Linked DNA regions of Homo sapiens: region 2 is linked to region 1. Evidence: read pairs that join two places in POLR2A ChIA-PET (ENCODE). Cell type or tissue: OCI-LY7. All regions are shown on one strand. Each heading gives the region's core, and the rest is flanking DNA. Links, peaks and the distances in the headings are about the cores only.

Region 1 (5,376 bases), core at 177-5,176:
AAAATAAACATGTAATTATAAGACAAATTGAAATGAAAAGCTTACTGCATGTGTTTAACAGCAGCCAATTGGACCTACCGGTAGAAATTTAATAAACTATGTAATCAGATCTTAAGGAATTATCTGAAATGCAGAGATAAAAATGCAAAAGTGAGTTTAAGAAACCTGGAATTAGGGCTGGGCAAGGTGACTCATGCTTGTAATCCCAGCACTTTCAGAGGCCAAGGCAGGAGGATTGCTTGAGCCCAGGAGTTGGAGACCAGCCTGAATAATATGGCAAACCCCCGACTCTACTGAAAATACAAAAAATTAGCCAGGCATGGTGGTGCGTGCTTGTGGTCCCAGCTACTCAGGAGGCTGAGGTGAGAGAATCACTTGAGCTAGGGAAATCAAGGCTGCAGAGAGCCATGATCACACCACTGCACTCCAGCCTGGGCAATGAGAGTGAGACCTTGTCTCAAATAATAAATAAATAAATGAAAAGAGACCTAGAATTAGTAGTAAAATATGATCTGACGTTGACCTAATCACAGTACCAGAAGAAACAATCAGGGAGAATGATGCAAATGTGAGATTTAAAAGATCATGGCCAATAATTTTCTAGAATGGATGGATTACTAATAATTAAAAATAATATAAGAAAATAAAAATTGAAACCTAATGTATTGCTCATCAAAGCAAGCCTAGGTTAACAAAGTAAATATTTAAACAGAAAAATGATACAAAAAAAGGGAGTCACTATGTGTGCTGTGAATTAATTAAGCTCTCCAAATTTTTACAGATGTAATACTGATTTTCAAAAGATTGTGACTTCTGTTACATATTGACATATGACCTCACACTAAAGCACTGTTTGAAATTCTGCATGTAGGAGGATAATTGGATAATTGGTTATTTACATGAATTTTGTGTCTAGCTAACCTTATCAAATTCTATTAATCCTAATCAATAGTCGACTGACTTGATTTTAATTGCATATAGTACTATTAGCAAATAAAAATGTTCGATATTCTCTCCCATAACTATTTATTGTTTGCTTTAATCATCTTACTGTGCTAGCTACCATCACAAACAATATGTCACATTAGACATGCTACCAGGTATTGTCTTTTTCCTCCTGTTCATAGAAATGACTTCGGTGGTTGATGATTTATAATTGCTTTTGTGTGTATGTGCATGGATGTGTATATGTAGTCTTCATTGTGTTAATGTAGTTTTTGGTTTTTGTTTGTTGTTGTTGTTGTTTTGAGACAGAGTTTTATCTGTTGCCCAGGCTGGAGCGCAGTGGCCGGATCTCTGCTCACTGCAGCCTCCACTTCCCAGCCTCCCGCATTCATCTCAGCCACCTGAATACCTGAGATTACAGGCGCACACCACCGCACTCGGCTAATTTTTTTGTATTTTTAGTAGAGACAAGGTTTTGTTATGCTGGCCAGGTTAGTCTCAAACTCCTGACCTCAAGTGATCTGCCCACCATGGGGTCCCAAAGTGCTGGGATTACAGGTGTGAGCCACCGTGCCGAGCCCGGTAGTTTCCTTCTAATCTTCTTTTAAGATTTTTTATTAGGTATGATTTATGAATTTTATTCGATCACTTTGACTTCTGAAGAAATCATATGCTTTTTCTTTTTTAACCTGTTGCCATGAAGTATAGATAGATTTCTTTGTGTTGATTCATGCTTTTATTCCTAGTCCAAATCTTATTTGGTCATGGTATACTATTATTTTAAATAATACCTGGGTAAATTTTGTTAATATTTTTCATGATTTTTTTCCATTTCTATTTGCATAAAATCATTCTATGATTTTTTTTTTCTTTTAGATTTAGTCTCGCTCTGTCACCCAGGCTGGAGTGCAGTGGCACAATCTCGGCTCACTGAAACCTCCACCTCCTGGGTTCAAACGATTCTCCTACCTCAGCCTCCTGTGTAGCTGGGATTACAGGCATGAGGCACCGCACCTGGCCCATTCTATTATGTTCTATTTTGGGCTTACCTTTATCAAGTTTCATTATAAAAATTATGGTAGCTCTATAAGCTTAACTGTGGGGCTCCCCATGTCTATTATGTTATCTATTGCCGTGTAACAAATTATCCCAAAACTAATTTCTGTGAGTCGGGAATCCAGAAGTGATTTAGCTAGGTGGTTATGGCTCCGGGTCTTCCTTGAGGTTGAAGTCAAGCTGTAAACATAGGCTGCAATCATCCGAATCCTTGACTGTAGCTGGAGGATTCCCTTCCAAGGTGGCACACTCGCATATCTGGCAAGTTCAAGCCGACTTTTGGGTGGAGGCCTCAGTTCCTTGCCCGTTAGACCTCTCTAGAGGGGTAACTGATTATCTTCAAAACCAAACAACTGTTTTCTCTTAGCAGGAGAAAAAAGAAAGAGAAAGGGGAAGGAATAAGCCGCAATGCCTTTTGTGAACAAGATTCGAAACTTACACACTTCTGCCACACTTTTTAAACGTTATTTATTTATTTCTTAGAGACAGAGTCTTGCTCCGTCACCCAGGCTGGAATGCAGGGACCTGATCTTAGCTTACTGCACCTTGGAACTCCTGAGCTCAAGCAATCCTGCCTCAGACTCCCAAGTAGCTGAGACTACAGGTGTGAGCCATTTCCTCCGGCACATGTTATTCAATATAAACAAGTCACTGAAATCTGGCACATACCCAGAAGTAGAATTAAGCTACACCCTTTCAGATAAGAATAGTAAAAGAACTTATTGAAATATTCCAAAGCCAAAAATGTGGACATTGACCCCAACTGCAAAAATACCTCAGCAAATTCCAAAGTCTTGAAGACTTCTGAGTAGATCCCCCCGTGGGTGAGGAGGCCAACCACAAGCAACACTCAGTGGTAGCAGGAGGTGGCAGGGGTGAGGGCAGGAAGCAGTGCCCCTCTCAGTCTCCCAGCAGACCTGCCACCATGATCAGCCAGCCCTCTATACCACCCACTGGCCAGCCCATCCTGGAAGATGCCAAGTGGACAAGCCAGCACTCAGACACACAGATTTGGGAAAGTGAAAAACCATTTAGCCCTGGGGCTTGAGGCAGGGAAAGGGATGGGATGGGCAAGAAGTGCATGGCCATGCCCAGTCCCAGGACAGGGAACAAAAAAGGACAAGCCTGGAGTTATTAGGATGGGCCTTTGTACTGAGTAGCAATGTGTACACCATTTGGGCTATCAGAGTTCCCCTGGACAGGAGCCTCAACATCCCCTTCCCTCTCCTCTATGATTCTTTACATCCTAACTTCTTCTGAGAGGGGAGAGCAAGGGAGATTTTATATATATATATATATAATTTTAAATTATTGATAGTTCATCTGGATTACCAAAATCTGCAGCCCTACCATAGCTAGTAGGCTGCAACCCTGGTCCCCACACCTAACATCTTCCTGCTCCCCTTCCAGCCAACTATGCAGCCCACAAGAAGGCTCTGCAGGCCCCATTGCCCAGCACCATCCCATGGAAGGCTCTGGTGGTACCCCTGAGCCCCAGGAGAACCGGCACCTTGATCTTGTAGGGTTTATCATCACCATGTTCTCTCTCTGCTGTCCCTACCATGCCCTTCTGCCATCTTCTGGGAGAAGGAAACCAAAGGATCTAAAACTGGGGCTTGGGGGAAGATTCTAGCCTCTCCTCACTCCCCTCTCCCCACACTCTTTACTCCCCAGCCCAGAGAGATGCTGCTCATATCAGGAAAGACTATATTGAAAGATGATTTATGTTTCTCTGACCTTTCCATCCCTGGGAAAATGGGAAAAAAAATCAACAATTAAAAAACAAGAAATCAGAAATCCCCCAATGAATCCACAGAAAATGATGTCTATCCTCTCCCCTTGGATTTTTGTTTTTGGAAATATTTTTAAGTTGCCTTATTGTGGAGTGGGAATCCGAAATACCCAAATGTCTGTTTTCCACGATGGAGAGCCAACCCAAAGAGCTCCCACCTTCTCTGGATGTGCCTGGTCTTGGACTCCCTAGAATCTTTCTCTGGGCTGCTGCATGTACACAGCCTCTGTCCTGGAGGCAAGAGTTTGTGGTGGCTTGGATCAGAACCATGCCCAAGATATCCTTGCTATTGCATCGTTTGAAGCTGACATCCTGTGTCTGTACACAGCTGCTACCGTTGTGTCCCTGCTCTGCTTGCTATTGCCTCATGTCAGGCCCCGTCCTGCCGTGACGTCCTGCATCCTACCCATGAAACCCCAAGGCCAAGTTTGTTTCAAACTTTTGGAGAACAAACTTGGCCTGCATCTGGAACATACTTGTTCTCAGCTGGAACATGTCCCCTACCCCAGAGAGAAAAGGTGAACACCCACAGCTGAGGCTTGGAAATGTTTCCTGTGTTGACCTGAAAGATCTCTGAGACGTCAAGGAGGCTCTGTCTCTCTTAAAAAGTGGAGAAAGTTGCCATTCTCCTCCTAGGGCCTGGTCTCATCCCCCCTCTGTAAGCCATCTATCTCTGCCCACCCTCCAATTGACCCCACCTGGGAATGAGGGATGAAAAGGAGGTGGGGGCCAGGAGGGAACCCTGCCAGCTGGTGAAGCCCTGTGGCAGGAAAATAGATGTGGACATAGAGTATACCTGACTTCTCTTCTTCAGCCACTGACTGGGTTGGGCTGTGAATGACAATGGAATGGCTGAAGTCTGCTGTCATCAGAAGCTAGGGAGGGTGATGAAGGACTGACCCACACAGACTGGGATGTGTCTTGGATACAGGGATAACTCCTTGTTCACTCTCAGTGGGATCTGGGCAACACAGAGGAGTTTGGTGGTCCTGTTGCTCACTTACTCAGTGTCTTTGACCCTCCTTTTCAACTGGTTCCTCTGTTGAGCCCAAAGGCTGGAAGTAGGAGACAGTACCACAGGCTGACAAAGTCTTGCCTGTTACCTTGGCATCTCATTGCTTTTAGCCTGGGCCCTTCCTTGCCTTTGACCTCCCAGTGGTTAGTATGTGGGAAGCCCATTTCAGTTCCTATGACCCATGTCTCAAACCATGGTCTCTGCTATGACAGTGGAATCTGAGGCCTTTCCCTGCTCAGTCTGGTGCCTGCTCTGCATCATACCAGATACTGGCCTCCTGGACCCCCTCCTCCTTCCCTTTATTCCTTCTTTCCTTCAGGTCACGCAGCCATGTACTGTATCCAGCACCACAGAAACTTCATTGTTTTTCCTATGCTGCTTCTGGGGGCACAAAGAAGCCTTGGGATGTGGGGGAAGGCTGTTCTTATCTGGGGTTTACTCCCAGGCCAGGGGGGCTGCCATCTTCTTCACACACATTCCTCAAAGAGGAAGCCCCTTTGGGGCAGGGAGGTAAGGACTTCATCTCAACATAGATTGGTGGTCGGCACGAGCAGAGGGGGATACTTTT
Region 2 (5,376 bases), core at 203-5,202, 210 kb after region 1:
GGCACTTTATAAGTATTAATTCAATTCTTCTAACCTCAGGAAATAGGTATTATCATTACCCTCATTTTACATTAGTAGATTAGGCCACTACAAACAGAGAGGTTATGTAAGTAGTCCAACATCACACTGCTAGTCACATGGGGGAGCCAGCATTGAAACCCATACCCTCTGACTCCACAGGTTATGTTCCTAAGCATCATATTAAGTGGACTAAGAAGTTAATACATGGAGGGAGGGAGGACAGGGTGAATGAGAGAGTTGCGTGACTTTATGTGTATGTAGTTTTGAACGATGTAAATGTGTTACCTATTGAAAAAATATTTAGAAAAAATGTGTATGACTTTGCTCAAGTTACTTTCCATGTGAGAGGCAGACATCTCAAGATAAGTAATAGTAGTAGCTTGTAGTGAGGGTTTACCAAAGTCTTATCTATAGTCCTCTGAGACTTTAGGGAGAGAATCCTTATTTAACCTCATGAGATAGATTCCCCACCCCCGACCTGAGCTGAGCAGCTAAAGCTTGGGGTGCTGCAGGCTGGGGAGGCTGAGCGCACCAGCGCCCATGACCTACAGCTCTCCCCTTCGCAGACCCCTTCTTCAGGAGCGCCCAGCCCTGGATCGCAGCCCTGGCAGGGACCCTGCCTATCTTGCTGCTGCTTCTCGCCGGAGCCAGTTACTTCTTGTGGAGACAACAGAAGGAAATAACTGCTCTGTCCAGTGAGATAGAAAGTGAGCAAGAGATGAAAGAAATGGGATATGCTGCAACAGAGCGGGAAATAAGCCTAAGAGGTATCCAACGCAAGCAGAGAATCTAAGCTCTTGGCTTGCATGCCCCAGCCTGAAAACCTCACCTCTCTCCCCTACCCTGGCACTGCATCATGTTTAAGGTTTATTTCCCGAAACACCAACCTCACCCATAACAGTTCATCTTTTTTTTTTTTTTTTTTTTTTTTTGGTTATTTTCCAGAGAGCCTCCAGGAGGAACTCAGTAAGTTACCATTCCCCCAGAGATCCAGACATGTCTTCCTATCCTCGCTTTGAGCACCTTGATGACTCTTCCCTGTTCATTCCATTGCAGAGAGGAAAAAAATCCAGTACTTGACTCGTGAGTGGCTTTGACATTTTCTCTGAATTCAAATCTGTTACTCTCTCTCTGCTTCATTATTTTCCAGCCCATAAGTCATAGCCCAGGGTTGAAAAGTGGTCTTGGATCCCTTTACCCAGAAAAAGAAAACAAGTGTGGCTCTTTGGAGAAACCACCCAGTGCTTTTTCTCTCTAGAAAAAAAAAAAAAAAAAAAAGAGGTCTTCAATCTCTTTGTACTAGGGGCTACAGACCCTTAAGCTCTAAAAAGCACTGAGGAATATCCAGGGGTACACTTCAAAAGGAAGAGGGAAGAGAAGGATGAGGTGCATTTTCTATGGCAGGAAACTTACTTGTTGTTTCCCATAATCTAGAGGCTGTTGAAAGGAAAACAAGAATGGAAGATTTAAGAAATAAGAAAATCAGAAAAGAGAGAGGGAGGGAGAAAAGTGTGTCTAATAAAGAGGAGTAGCTACAGTGGCTCAGTTGGTACAGATAGATCATAACTGCTTTCAAAAACTAGTCCCTGAAATTGCTCATTAAATTTCCCAAATTCTTTTTAGAGCAAGGTACGAAATGATACAGATTGAGAAGGATGAATCTTGTACTCCTAGGCATACACATATAGACATGGTGACACCTATGCCCAGGTACACATTCAAAACAGATGAGCTGGACCCCATTGGGAAGGAACTCTCACAGTGCCTGCCCTGCCACTAGCGTTCAACCGATGTTCCCAGACTTGATATTAAGAAGAGGTGAAGAAAGAATTGTACCTGAAGATGGAGACCATGGGGAAGGGTGGGATGGTAAAAAAAAAAAAAAAAAAAAAAAAAAAAAAAAAAAAAAAGACTAGATGGATGCAAAAAGAAGGGGAAGGGGCCAACACAGAAAAGGCAGAGTTCTGGTGACACCTCTACCTTTCTTTCATTGTAGGTGGAGAGGAGTCTTCGTCCGATACCAATAAGTCAGCCTGATGCTCTGTAAGTTTGCTGGGTCACATGCCCTGAATATTTCAACTTTTTCTCCACTGTGACCCGTGGATGTTCTCAGCTGGATTAATTAGATCTAATCTAAAGACTCAATTTCTGTGTGGTGGGGGTTCACCTCCGCTTTTCTGGAGCCTCTGAGAAACTCCTGATCCTGCACACCCCCTTGTAAAGCCTGGCCATGCATCCTGCACCCCCCATGACACAGGGAGCCAAGCCTGACATTTTTGAGAAGGTGCCACCTCTGATCCATCAGAGCTGTAGAGGAGGGAAGCTGGACCCTGGAAGAGACTCTAAAGAAAAGGAGAGAAAACATGTAGTGAGAGGAGAATGGAGTGGGAAAAGTACAAAAATACTGACCTTTTTCTTATCTGTGTCTCCTTCCTTTCAGAATGGAAAAATGGCCCTCTTCAAGCCTGGTGAGTAAATCACTGCATGTTCCCTGGACCAACAACCTGAGGGACTATATTCCTTTTTCCTTTTTTCTTCTCCAACTCTTGTGATTTGGAGCAGAAAAGTTCCCTTGACTTCCTTCGTGGGTAGGAAGACGCATAAAGGGTGGAGGTGAAGGGAAGGAGACACACACTGAGTAATACTGCAGGGAGAGTGAGGATGGAAATGCCAAGGAGAGGAGGTGATGCCTGCCCAAAGAACTTTGTCCTTCCCAGGCTTCTCATGCCACCTACTGCCTGTATCTCCTCAAAGGATTTAATGCTTCCAAGCTTTGGCCTCCACATTTTTAGATGATGATTGCAATCTGTTTTTCATGGGGGTTGAGGTGAAGACTGAAGGAATAATGAACATGCTTGGCAGAAACCTAGCAAGAAATAGATGGTGAGCTCAAACTGGGTAGTTGGACAAGGTTTCCAGAAAGAAGGGTTAAGGGAAAGCAACAAGGAAAAGTGCAGTGCCCCCATGGTTCCCAACAGTGGGGAGCTGTCTCCACCCCTAGCCTGGGAGGGCTAAAAAGGGGAGGCAATTACTGGAACCCAGAGAAAGAGGTAGCTTAACGAGGGAGCTTCCTGAGAAGAGTCCTCGGGCCTTGTTAGAGCACCACCAGCTGCTGCTGGCAGGGAGGAAGCAGGAAATTAAACGGTGTGTATCTCCTTTCTTTCTCCTTCTAATCTTCTATCAGGGCCTCCCATTGGCCAAACACAGCAGCAAACCAGAGGACAAGGGAGCCCAGTGGCACTGTCCATAGAGGACAGATTCCTGGGGTCCAGAAGAGGGTGGAGAAAGCTGAAGGCTGGAGAGTGAATCTAGGGCATATAAGGCCCCACACAGAGCCCAGCACAGAGACGGCCTTGCAGCTATCAGGAAGATGAGGAGCTTCCTTCATGGCCTGCTGTGGGCTGAGTAAATAATATGATTGCCTTCTACAGCGCTAGAGATTCATATGTTTATCCCCATTTTTCAGGTGAGGAAATGCTTCAGATGAGGCTCCACCTTGTTAAATAAATTGGATGTATGGAAAAATAGACTGCAGAAAAGGGGAACTCATTTAGCTCACGAGTGGTCGAGTGAAGATTGAAAATTAACCTCTGAGGGCCAGCACAGCAGCTCATGCCTGTAATCCTAGCACTTTGGAAGGCTGAGGAGGGCGGATCACAAGGTCAGGAGATCAAGACCATCCTGGCTAACACGGTGAAACCCCGTCTCTACTAAAAATACAAAAAATAAAAAATTAGCCGGGCATGGTGACGGGCACCTGTAGTCCCAGCTACTCGGGAGGCTGAGGCAGGAGAATGGCATGAACCCGGAAGGCAGAGCTTGCAGTGAGCCGAGATCACGCCACTGCACTCCAGCCTGGGAGACAGAGCGAGACTCTGTCTCAAGAAAAAAAAAAAAAAAAAAAAAGAAAAGAAAATTAACCTCTGAGTATAAAGCATCAGTGGGCAGAATCAATGTGGGGAGGGAAACAACAAAAATGTAGAAAGAGGATCCTTGTTGCTTCTTGGGGCCGCATCAGGGTATTGGGTTAGGCAGATACTGACCTTACTTTCATTTCCCCTCTGGTCACTAGACCCCTGGGGCTTTCACCAATGACATTGATGAGAGAATCACATTCAGGGCAGGCTAGGGACACGGGGTTCTGGAAGGACCTCCTCAGCATGGCCCAAGCCTTGCATGCTGTGGCTCTTAAATCCAGGAAAAATGGCTGACCCCATGGACACCTCCTCAAACTCTCTGCAGCAGATGTAATTCTGTATCCAGACATGGCAAATGCCATCCTCCTTGTTTCTGAGGACCAGAGGAGTGTACAGCGTGCTGAGGAGCCCCATGACCTACCAGACAACCCTGAGAGATTTGAATGGCGTTACTGTGTGCTTGGCTGTGAAAGCTTCATGTCAGAGAGACACTACTGGGAGGTGGAAGTGGGGGACAGAAAAGAGTGGCATATTGGGGTATGTAGTAAGAACGTGGAGAGGAAAAAAGTTTGGGTCAAAATGACACCGGAGAACGGATACTGGACTATGGGCCTGACTGATGGGAATAAGTATCGGGCTCTCACTGAGCCCAGAACCAACCTGAAACTTCCTGAGCCTCCTAGGAAAGTGGGGGTCATCCTGGACTATGAGACTGGACATATCTCGTTCTACAATGCCACGGATGGATCTCATATCTACACATTTCTGCACGCCTCTTCCTCTGAGCCTCTGTATCCTGTATTCAGAATTTTGACCTTGGAGCCCACTGCCCTGACCGTTTGCCCAATACCAAAAGTAGAGAGTTCCCCCGATCCCGACCTAGTGCCTGATCATTCCCTGGAGATACCACTGACCCCAGGCTTAGCTAATGAAAGTGGGGAGCCTCAGGCTGAAGTAACATCTCTGCTTCTCCCTGCCCAGCCTGGAGCTAAGGGTCTCACCCTCCACAACAGCCAGTCAGAACCATAAAGCTACAGGCACACACTGAAGCACTTTACTGATATTCATTCAATTATTCCATAGGACAGTTGTTTGAGTTTGGTGCCACCTTATTGGCCCCTTTATACAGATAAGGAAACTGGGGTGTAGAAAAGTGTATTGACTTTACAAAGCAGACAGGAATAGTGAACAACAGAGCTGGGATCTGAACAACAATGACTAACATTAATGGAGAATTTAAAACGTTCTGAGTGCTGTGTTATGAGCTTTGGTGGGTGTCACTCCTTTAATCCTCACAACACCCTGTCAGGTAGTCTCATTTGGCAAGTATGGAAGCAGAGGCAGGGCAACATTAAGTAGCTTACATAACTCACACGGTAATTTGTGCAGTTGGGAGATGTTCAGCTTCAGTCCCTGGCCAATTGCCCGTTCTTTTCCA

What was found. Peaks named below come from ENCODE experiments on the same cell type or tissue, not always from the same donor. Only the 100,000 strongest peaks of a DNase experiment are listed, where the experiment ranks them.
Region 2: POLR2A ChIA-PET joins it to region 1 with 5 read pairs; 7 of 35 experiments call an interaction of 5 or more read pairs at or near these places.

Annotation. Positions count from the first base shown.
Region 1 is chr6:26,161,314-26,166,689 of GRCh38, forward strand. It overlaps H2BC6-AS1 (H2BC6 antisense RNA 1), which reads right to left. Exons shown (of 3, transcript NR_186648.1): 2 at 1,995-2,363. It also overlaps a transcript of H2BC5 not described here and the pseudogene LARP1P1. Among named protein-coding and RNA genes, the nearest start is that of H2BC5, 5.9 kb to the left of the region's middle. RefSeq lists an enhancer at 1-9. In OCI-LY7, for the core only: no CTCF peak of the experiment used is centred there; DNase peaks (open chromatin) are centred at 2,636 and 4,131; H3K27ac peaks cover 3,070 bases.
Region 2 is chr6:26,372,310-26,377,685 of GRCh38, forward strand. BTN3A2 (butyrophilin subfamily 3 member A2) reads left to right here. Exons shown (of 11, transcript NM_007047.5): 6 at 588-788; 7 at 967-987; 8 at 1,078-1,104; 9 at 2,018-2,064; 10 at 2,462-2,489; 11 at 3,488-5,376. The coding sequence ends at 2,058. Among named protein-coding and RNA genes, the nearest start is that of BTN2A2, 8.1 kb to the right of the region's middle. In OCI-LY7, for the core only: no CTCF peak of the experiment used is centred there; a DNase peak (open chromatin) is centred at 3,142; H3K4me3 peaks cover 790 bases; H3K27ac peaks cover 1,695 bases.